Linked DNA regions of Mus musculus: region 1 is linked to region 2. A link is a loop called in an ENCODE intact Hi-C map of the cell type or tissue named here. Cell type or tissue: heart. All regions are shown on one strand. Each heading gives the region's core, and the rest is flanking DNA. Links, peaks and the distances in the headings are about the cores only. Region 1 has its middle 130 kb from the start of Gm14055. Region 2 has its middle 69 kb from the start of Gm14064.

The links. Hi-C counts contacts between places; a loop is a spot of excess contacts. Peaks named below come from ENCODE experiments on the same cell type or tissue, not always from the same donor. Only the 100,000 strongest peaks of a DNase experiment are listed, where the experiment ranks them.
Region 1: it touches region 2 in a loop (2.3-fold over the local background); 2 of 42 quality-filtered maps call a loop at or near these places.

The regions. Positions count from the first base shown.
Region 1 is chr2:137,416,863-137,422,250 of GRCm38, forward strand. No RefSeq gene overlaps it. Among named protein-coding and RNA genes, the nearest start is that of Gm14055, 130 kb to the left of the region's middle. In heart, for the core only: no CTCF peak of the experiment used is centred there; a DNase peak (open chromatin) is centred at 2,999; H3K27ac peaks cover 858 bases.
Region 2 is chr2:137,730,032-137,735,419 of GRCm38, forward strand. No RefSeq gene overlaps it. Among named protein-coding and RNA genes, the nearest start is that of Gm14064, 69 kb to the left of the region's middle. In heart, for the core only: a CTCF peak has its summit at 2,603 (motif pointing left); no DNase peak of the experiment used is centred there.

The DNA.
Region 1 (5,388 bases), core at 132-5,131, 310 kb before region 2:
TATCATGGGCTTTCGAGCAATCTTTCTTGTTCTTGCCCTTCTCCTTTTCAACATATCCACTCTATGATTTTTTATGTGAATGAATTATAAATCATACCATTACTCTTTGAATCCTACAGTGTGATGGGGATGAAGGAATTTTCAGAAAGATCATTTAAAAGGCTTACTTACAATAGCAGTACCATTCCATACATCTCTACATCAGTCCTTTTGAATTAACATCTTCATGTTAAATAACCACCCTACCATCCACATAGTAAAGATATATTGCCCACTTCTTTAACTTATTGAAACATCCAAACGGACAATGAGAACCCTCATTACTACTTAGGAAACTCCATTATCTAACCTATTACAGAACAGACAAAGTACCATAGCGATCCCAAAGTGACTGCGGGGAAAAGAATTACTTTTATTATACGCTATTATATTTTTCTTTAAGACAGGCTCTTGTTGTGTAGCCCAGGCTGGCTTGAAACATGAGATCTTCCTGCCTCAGCCGTCCAAGTGCTAGTATATTCCAATTCACCTCCATATTTAACTTCCTTGTTCCTTATGAAGCTTCATTCAGAAGAAATAGGAACTCCACCTTGTAATTATGATTGCCTCATTATTGGAACTTAAGAAATTAACACATTTATTTTAGCATGAAGTATATATTTTTCTTTTATCACAAAGGAGTCACTTTAAATATGTTGTTATTGATACAACTGACCATCAGTCAGTCAGAAGGCTGTTAAGGTTGTGGACTTGTGACAACACATAAATCCTTATGAGTAATCCCAGCTACACTTTCTGACTGTGGAAAGTCATGGCCCTGCTGGTACTGCCACCCCCTCTTTTTTTGTCACTGCCAACTTCACTCTCTGGACGGGAAGACAAATAGGGAAACTGCGCTTTTCTCTATTGAAGCATTACAACATCCTTGTGTTTAAGAGAAGTAGGGCCTCCTCCCTTCCAGCCTGGTGTCTCTCCAGCACTGTAACTGACCTGAAAATGGGAGCTGTACCATTGGGGGTCAACTGCCATACGACCTCCGACTTCCACTGAGTCATAGCGTCAAACTGCCTTTTTCATCATTAGTATTTATTGTTCTTCTCTGAACCCAGCAAGCAAAGGCAGCTCATAGAATAATTATGGTGGGGCCAAAACAAATAGACATGCTACTTCTCTCAGCTTCTTGGCACTTGGGGGCACACATGATGCTGAGCGAAAGAACAAAGCAGAACAATGCAGAAATGAGTAGGGAGTAAGAGTTCTTTCTTTGTTCCATTTCTTTGGCTGTTTTCTTTGACTCAATGAATAGATCATTCAAATGTGCTGTATACATATATCTATTTTGAATAATTGTTTATAGAACATTGAGAAGATTTAGCTATTTTTATAATGTTTACACAGGAAAACAACTGTTTTGTTCCACGAATTAGACTTTTTAACCTTTTGTTGCAATTCAAGTTAATTCGGAGGACAGTTACTTACAAAAATAGTGTCATTGAATATTATTATTGAATTTATATATCAGAAGGAAATGAGGAAGAGATGAACAAAGTATTTGAGCTGGACTAAACAGGAAGATATCAAAACATTTCTTTCTACATTCTAACCTGAAATGCTGAGTTTTGTGAAAGAGGATCATATACCATGTAGTCCAGGATGACTTGTAATTTACTGAATAGCCTAGGGCAGTCTCAAGGACAATCCTTCTCTCGTAATCTTACTGGTATTGGGCCACAATGTCCATCAACATCTTGAATTTTATTGCCTGCTACTCTACGTTCAGAAGCATCCCCTGCAGTTGGAAGGAACAAGAGAGAACATTGATACATAATAAAGGAATCAAGTCTTCCTAGTGGTTCAAGTAAATAAGTGGCTATCCCATGGGAGAATGGAAGGAGAAAAGGGGGATCAATCAATAGTGTTTGGTTTATCTTTCCACCTTGTTTGAGAGAACCTACAGAATTATCTATTGCAACTCTATACTTTAAAAACACTTTGCTCATTGCTGGGAATTTGCTGCTATGCTGTCTAGTGTCTTCTCTTCATTTTTCTTCCTAGGAAAATTATTTATATGTTTCTTGAAGTCTTTTCCTTCTTTACTGATCATACGACTTCAGCAGAGAAAACTCTATGTGCCTGTCCCAGGGTGCAAGCATAAGCACTCAGGTGAGCATGGACCCACATTCATCCATTTACAGTAGTTTTGCTGAAGCACTATGAAGGTATATGGAGATAAAGAAGGATGTGGAGATAATAGCTGAGGAATGGTATTTGCCACCTTAGGTTATCATGATGGATTTGAAGGAAATGTACAAAAAATGCTCTAATCCCAAGATAAACAGAAGACACTCCAGTTCTTCAGTGCAAGAGTTCTTAAAATCCATCATCAGGGTTGAGCTTATAACATTTGTTGCATCTTTTGTGCCAGTTGAGTTGAATTTGCTGTCAGTTTGGCAGGAGTGTTTATGCAAATGTATCCCTTCCTGACACAACCATAGCATTTTTATTTAAGAAACTAGGCCAGTGAGACTGTATAGTGGGTAAACTCCTCACCATCAAGACTAAAGACCTGAGTTCAATATCTGGAACTGATGTTAAGGTGGGAGGAGAGAAACTACTCCACAAAGTTGTACTCTAGTGTGTATATACCCTTGTACATGATAATAATAACATAAATGTTTTTAAGGAGATGAAAACAAACTAGAAGCAAAATAATGTTTTATTTTGTTTTTTGTTTTGTTTTTGCATAACTTTCTTTGTTTCCACTATAGGCACCAGTCTTTGTGGTATCGTCCTTAATATTTTCATATAATATAAATGTTCCATACATGTCTTTCTCCATTGCTGGCCCCAGTATGTTACCAGACAAATGAGGCAAGCATGCTTAAGAGAGCTCCTGGCTGGAGTGTGCCTGGGTGAAGTCCCTCCCCTATGACCAGGGTCTAGCTGAATTCTGTCTCCAGAGAGGAAATGTTTCCGTCACTCTCCCTTTTCCTGAGGAAGCAAGTCTCCAGCCTTGCAAAGTCACCAGGCCTGAAAAATCACCAACAGACTGTGATAACAGAACAGATTCCTCCCCTGCTGCTAATTATCCTGTCTCCCCATTAAAGCCACTCACACTCCTGCACTGTCCCCATTATGGAGTGACTGGTTTTTCCTGGGACAAGCTCACAGGACCTGCTATAAACGCAGCCAGGAAACGTTGGAAAACGAAGTAAAAAGAAGAGCTGTTTTATGTTCTATTATTAATAGCATGATAGCCTTTTATTGCCTCTTACTTTATTTCTCTTTGCTTTGACTCATTTCCTGGAGGTGATTTAGCCTGGGGACCCTGTGATCTTATCCTGAATCCTTACCCCTTAGCTCACTAACTCCACAATTCTAGACAAGTAATTTCAACTTCCTGTGCCATATCCTCCTATTTGTTAAAATATTTCAATTGAAACTTTAAAAATACTTGTGAAGTCCATCTCATGGTGTGGTTAGAATTAAATCACATGATGTTATTCAGGAGACTACCTTGTGTGCAGTGTGTCCTGTATTAAGGGCAGCTGCCTGTCAAGTGTTTAAACAGTTTCTTTCTTTTCTACTCTCCTCAGTATCTATTCCCTTCTGCAAAATCTGGGCTAGATGATCATCATTGACTGCTGAAATAGACAGGTTATACTATACAGCAAACTGGGACTCCTCAAAAAATATTCATTGCTCTAAACACCCATTTGTCCATGTGTGAATTTCCTTTACTCTTTTTTTTTTTCCTGCTGGCACTTTTATTGACAGATATAAGAAATCCAGTATCTGTACAAGTGGAATTATTTACTTATTAATAAATATCAGATTCTGGAGACATGAGGCATAAAATGAATAACTGGAAAATTAGCCAAAACTCAGTGGTTCGCTTTGCCTATGTTTTATGAATATGTCAAGTATGTCAATATATATGACTTGACAATGTAGTGTCAAGTGAAGGAGAGGATCACACTGGACCATTCGTTTACCAGAGTCAGTGAGGCTGATACAAAAGCCAGATGACTGAAGTTTCTCTAGGCATCAGTCAAAGGTCGTTCCAGAGAATGCAAGATGACTTAATGTGAAACCAGAAGAAATTAAAATAGGAAATTGGATACACAGTTGATGGAAGATCTGAGCTGCCAAATCATGGCTGGTAAAACAAAATGGAGATTAACAGAGTAAAGACTCAGTTATTATCATGAGGTCTAGATACCTACCCAGGGTCAAGTGATACCTCTGATACTAGAATCTGTGGCCACCAAACCAAAGCTGAGCCATTAATAGCCTCTCTGACAGGCACCAGATCCATGGAGAAGTCCTAGTTGTTACCTGAACTACCAATTAGAGAAGGATGAGAAGAGAACCCAAGTCTCTTTCTCTGTCTTGGCTTTCCTTGTCAGGTCACTATTGACAAGCCACCTAGTATCACAGACCAAAGAGTAGACAAAGGACTGATTTCAACAATATTTAACAATTTCTCAGAATCTGCAAAAATTGGTTCAGGATTTCTCATGAATACAAAAGTCTACACTTGCTCAAGGCATTTGCAAATACTCTACTTAATCCTGTATACTTTAGCTTATCTTTTGATTAGTTATAATTGTTAATATGATGTAACTGATTTTGCTGTGGTACTTAGGGAATAATGACAAAGCAAATGTACATAGTTAATACATATGCACTTAAAACATTTTCTAGATTTCCAGTTTAACAGATCAAGAAATAGGGTTAAGAATGATGTAAGGGGTTTGAAGAGTCAGTAAGAGGTACTTGCTGTGCAATTCTGAGGAAGGACCTGGGTTGGAATTCCCAGTAGCTATATAAAAGTTGGGTATTGTTATAACCTCAGTGTTAGGAGAGAAATGCACATTCCAGAAGCACGCTGGCCAGGTAGCCCAGCTCTGATGGTGAGTCTCAGGTTTAATGACAGACCCAGTCTCAATAGAACAAAGCATAGAGCAGTTGAGGTGGGGTCATCACATGCTTGCACAGGGGTATATACACACAAACACACAAAAATTATTATACTACATACATACCACACACACACCCCAAAAAGTAAAAGAGGAGAATGCTTTTAGAACAATTAAAATGGCACAGTTCTGAGCACAAGAGGGAAATCACTGTGGCCAAATAAGCAGTTGCAGCTGCTTAAGTCTGAGTCATCTTTGTTTGCCATAATTACTAGGAGTTGAGTTTGGGCACAGATTTGTTTGTTTGTTTTTAATATTTTTTTATTACGTATTTTCCTCAATTACATTTCCAATGCTATCCCAAAAGTCCCCCATACCCTTCCCCCCACTTCCCTACCCACCCATTCCCATTTTTTTGGCCCTGGCATTCCCCTGTACTGGGGCATATAAAGTTTGCAAGTCCAAT
Region 2 (5,388 bases), core at 78-5,077:
CGGGTAGCTAGGCAGGCTCAGCCAGCCAGGTGACGCTTAGCCAGATGGTCCCCTCCCGCCCACAGAGGACACCATTGAAAATCTGAAAGAGACAAAATGTCTATGGAATCTCCCAAGAGGGACCAGATGCTGCTTAGGAAAAAGCTGTTCACAAGATGCAGTCTCTGGGCACGTGGGGCAGAAGAAACCTGTCTGTGGAGTAAAGCAGAATCAGGGAGCCGCCCCTTGTCATTTCAGGATAAAACAAATGCCCTCTCATTTCCCATTTGTGGTTATTAAAATGACCTCTCCCCAAATCAGAATTAAAAACAGATCCTAGAAGAAACTCCTGTACCTACTTTGCGATTTCAGTGGAGAGCTGTCTGCTTCAGGCTGGGCCTGGTCATTTTCTACCCCACCCCCACCATCTTGCTAGTATTTCTTTTGGCAAAAGTACATCCTATTGGAGCATATCCCACAGACCTTAAGTAGGAGGCAGCGGGTCTTGTGGAATGGAGCACTATCCAATGGGGCTCCATGATGGTTTTGTTTGATGTGACCCCGAAATGCCCGCTGGGATCTGTGAACAGACAGTCCCCTGCGGGAGTGCCCTCCGCCTCCCTTTGTCCTGCCCGGCTCCAGGCTGCAGCAGCTGATCTGGTTATTATAATCCTGAAAAGAATTTCTAGGTGGCCACAGTGACCATAAGGAAGCGAGAAACCATAAGGGCTGAAAGCCACCAAGAGCAACACATGGGCTATTGAGCGCTAATCCTGCCCTTAATTAGAGGATGGCCTCAGCCTTGTGGCGCTCTCAGCAATCCAAACTGAGGAGGAGAGGAGTGGGCCAGGGCTTGAAGCCACCATTTACCGAATGTGACGTCATCAGCACCGTTTTTTTAAAAAGAGGCAAACAAGTGTATAAAGAGTCGATAGGGGACAAATCCCGACTGCATTTACGATTCAATTAAAATTGTTGGAGTTTTGTCTGCTCTTTTTCTCTTTACCCCATTTTTAAAATCATGTGCACTTCATCGAAAATGCAATCGTCCTAGATCATTGGTTTACTTACCTTAGCCGCATCAAAGTATGACGCCATACTCACCAACATCTGCACAGTTTTCTCTCAGGCTGTAGTTCTTAGAAATAAAACTGATGGGCAGGCCAGCAAAGAACAAGTTTGCCTCTTCTGAGACTACCTTGTTGACTTGCCAGTCTGACCCTCTGTTTCCATGGCAATAAAAAAGCTCTGTCTTCTTCATTTGAGTGCCCAGAGCATGCTACCACATTCTGCCAAGCTTCCTTCGTTTTAATTTCTCTCCATTTGCCTGTTAGCTGCGTGGACAATATCTGGCCAATGATCCACTAATCATGTTTGATCATTAGGTAAAACATTAAAAAGGAGCCTTTAAGAAGTAAATGATCAGTTTTCAAAGTGTTACGAATCTATCCATGCTTTAATCTAAGTGCACACCTTGCAATAAAATAATTACAGGAAAGAAGATATGTTTTTCTATAACTATCCTGCCCCAACTCTGGCACAATTTATACCTTGATTGATTCTCTTAATACATGGTGTGATAAGGGGCATAATTTTCTTTTTTCATTTTTTGTGAAGGAAGTAATTGAGGTCTAGGTTTTCCACAATTACACAGAAGACTCATAACTTGGGTCTTTAACACCTTACGATGATTATTCTGGGGACTGTGAGCAGATCTCAATACACAGTCAGAGATTCAATTTCCAGGTGCCCCTTCAAGAAGGTGGCAGTTTTCAAATGTTAATTGCCAAAGTTACAATCCCCACCCCCAGGAGGTAAGGGCAGATCAACTCAGGGAGGTAACATTCCACCTGAGGTAGGAGATCTTTGAGAAGCCAGGGTTTTCACCAATTTTCTTGGGGAGATTTGAATTACTCTTTCCATAGAGCCCTGAAATATTCACTTGAAGGAATCCCTTAAGTGCTTGTTGAAAAGACAGCAAAACTTGCTAGGGAAAATGATGGGAGAGGCCTATCGGTTTAACCAAGGACACCTGTGTACTCAGGAAACACAAGTAGAAGCCTGAAATGTGGAAAGAGACTGGATAATAGGACTATTCATTTTAAAGCAAACTCTTTTAGCTTGGAGCAGATGTATACGGACACTTGCTAGCAAACATATTTGAAGTCAGTTATAAGTATTGACTTAATGTTTACTCTGCTTGAAGACATATCATTGCTGGGTTTTTTTGTTTTGTTTTTTGTTTTTGTTTTTTTTTTTTAATAGGATACAGGCCTGGATTAGGAGTAGGAGATAAATAGCCAATTTATATCCTGTCCAGAGTTCTAAAAGAAAGAAATGGAGAGTAAGATTAATTTACCACATTTAAGTCCTGCCAAAGATCCCACTGAAAGGCAAAAGGCTTGTACACATTTATATTGGATCTCACACAATATGGAAGACGACAAAGTATTAGGAGAGATTAGACTAATTAAACTAGATTTTGAGAATGCCTCAAAGAGATCCAAGGTACTGATATCTTCCAAGTAGGACGACAGTGAAGGCTTCCAGAAGCTTGTAGCCCAGCTCTCTGGCTCTGATGGCTTTAGCCATGGGAGCACACTTGTGTATGCAGTGACATCTAGTGACAAAGGAAAATAAAGCCAGCTCAAATGTTCCAAGAGTTTGTTCAGAAATGACCCTGCTGTCCTTATTTCATAATACTTTCTACTGCAGACAGATAAACCAGGTTCCACACCTTGTTCATAGAGGGTCAAGAACAACACATTAGAAAGAGTGAACAAACAAGCCTGCCTGCAGAATGCAACAGGAATCAACAGAGACTCCTCTCCCCTTGTCTATTCTCAAAGCAGCAACTAATGACATAAAATCTGTGGTTCTCAGGAGCTGTTGAAGAGCTGTGAGAAATCAGAACGTCTCATTCTCAAGTTCACATTCAAAAGCTTGGGTAAGACACACGTGCAAATTATCCCACCAAGACGAAGCTTTACATCCCTTATTAACTTTATTCTTTATTGAAACCTGTTCTTTTTATTAATTGGAGACAGTCATGATAAAGCATTTCCATTTTAACTGACTTCAGGATTTGAAGAAAGTTTAGTGTGCTAGATGAGTAAATTCAAAACTTTCTCTCTAGAAGATCTTAAAGTCTTGCCTTGGTTCATGCTGAGTAATATGAAAATCCAGAATTGTCACCTTATTGGTGCTTGGATTGGGAAATAACCTGTGAAGAAGAATTTCTACTGGTTAGATATTTGATCTGTAGTCTGCAGAGCTTGGGCTATCAGAGATATGTTATGGGGTGCAAAGAGTTTCAGGATAGAGTGGGAACTAAGAGTTTGTTAAGGAATGCCTTGGGGTTTTATTTATGATTGCAGATCCTTTAAAAAATACATTTCTTCTACATTAAACAAAAGTTTCTCCTGCATAAAACATATTGGAAAGTTGCTAATTTAGAGATTCCCTTGGAAAATAATATTTGTATTTCTTTCTGTGAATTCCATACAGTAGCGTCTGATCATATAATATAATTACCCCAACTCCTTCCATAATTATTCTCTTTACCTGCGATTTCCCATCCACCAAACTTTGAGTTTTTCTTTTTTTCATTTTCTTCCTTTCTTTATGTGAGGGTTCCTCTGCAGTGTAGTCAACCTACCATGGGTCAAGACAAGACATGCCATCATGTGATGTCAAAGCTGGCTCTCCTTCTTCTCAAAGCTATCAAATGCCAATAGTTTCCTCTAGGATTTTGTTTTCATGTCTCTCCTTCCACGTTGAGCTTGTGCCTCACCACAGCCTGTGCAATTCCATCCGATCTATGGCTGAGCATTCCACCATCTCTTACTGTCAACCTGTTATAAAGTTAGGGGCTTTTATCTTTGCTGATGAGGGTGGGTAGTGGTACCGTTTTATGAGTAGAGATCATTATGAGTCATTTTATAATATGGCCATTTAGCAGAAAACCAGTAGTAGGTTCTCCTTTAGGGCTTATAACATATCTAGGCACATGTTGACAGTGCCTTTTAACAGTCACAGAAAAAGATTTCATCTCAGGGAGAGTACCTAAGAGCCAATAAGAAAGTGATTGGTTAGGTTGGAGAGATGGCTCAGCAGTTAAGAGCACTGACTGCTCTTCCAACGGTCCCGAGTTCAAATCCCAGCAACCACATGGTGGCTCACAACCATCCATAATGATATCTGATGCCCTCTTCTGGGGTGTCTGAAGACAGCTACAGTGTACTTACATATAATAAATAAATAAATCTTCAAAAAAGAAAAAAAAGGAAAGTGATTGGTTACTTTAAAAATATTTGTGCCACTATTGCACCAATTGGCGTATCTTTCCGGGGCAGTCTTTGTTGCAGCTTGCAGCTGGTTCTCCTCTGGTAGTGCAGATACCACCTTTTAGCATTTATAATAGCCAATAGCGGTGAAGTTTACAAGTGAGTACCAGCTTGATTTTATCTATCTATCTATCTATCTATCTATCTATCTATCTATCTATCTATCTATCTATTTATTTATATGCAAGTCCAGTTTTTGGTGACTTCACCAATAGGTTTTTTTTTTTTTTTTTTAACCTTTGAGTACTGGAGGTAACCAAGAACACTGGCAAATAGCTTGTAATGTTGGGGTGAAGGATTTTTAAAATTCCATTGGCCCAAATCTCACAAAGATGTAAACAATTCCTGGTGCTTATGTTTCTATTTGCTAGCATGTGGTGTCCTTCTGTTGTAGAGAAACTTCATTAAAACTCTTTTTATGTATTCACTAGTATAAATTTTAGGAAGCTTCTATAGTCGTGGGTCTCCAAATGGCTTTTTCAAAAGGCCTTTGGTGTTAATTGGGCATCCCATATTTCCTCCTCCCTCCTACCGCCCCCCATCTCCCACCCTGATTTATTATTTCCTGCTCCAGTATTCCCCTCTAATTTTTGTATAATGTAATAGCTTTTCCTCTCTCTCTTGAATGCCCCTCCCCATGACCACATAATAATTTGTTTAACTCTCTGGGTATTCCAAATGCAATACACACATCTGAAGATTCAAAGCAAACAGGCATTCCCCAAACCAGTTGACCTGAGTTCTGTTCCTGGGAATTACATTGTAGGAGAGAATAGACTGTTGTAAAGTATCTTGTGAAGGTCACACTCACCTCCACTTTCCAAATAAATCAATCAATAAATAAATAAATAAATAAATAGAAAGAGAAGAGATATAAATGACTGACTGACCGTATATGAGAATGTTCTAGACTGTTGTAAAGTATCTTGTGAAGGTCACACTCACCTCCACTTTCCAAATAAATAAATAAATAAATAAATAAATAAATAGAAAGAGAAGAGATATAAATGACTGACTGACCGTATATGAGAATGTTCTAGACTGTTGTAAAGTATCTTGTGAA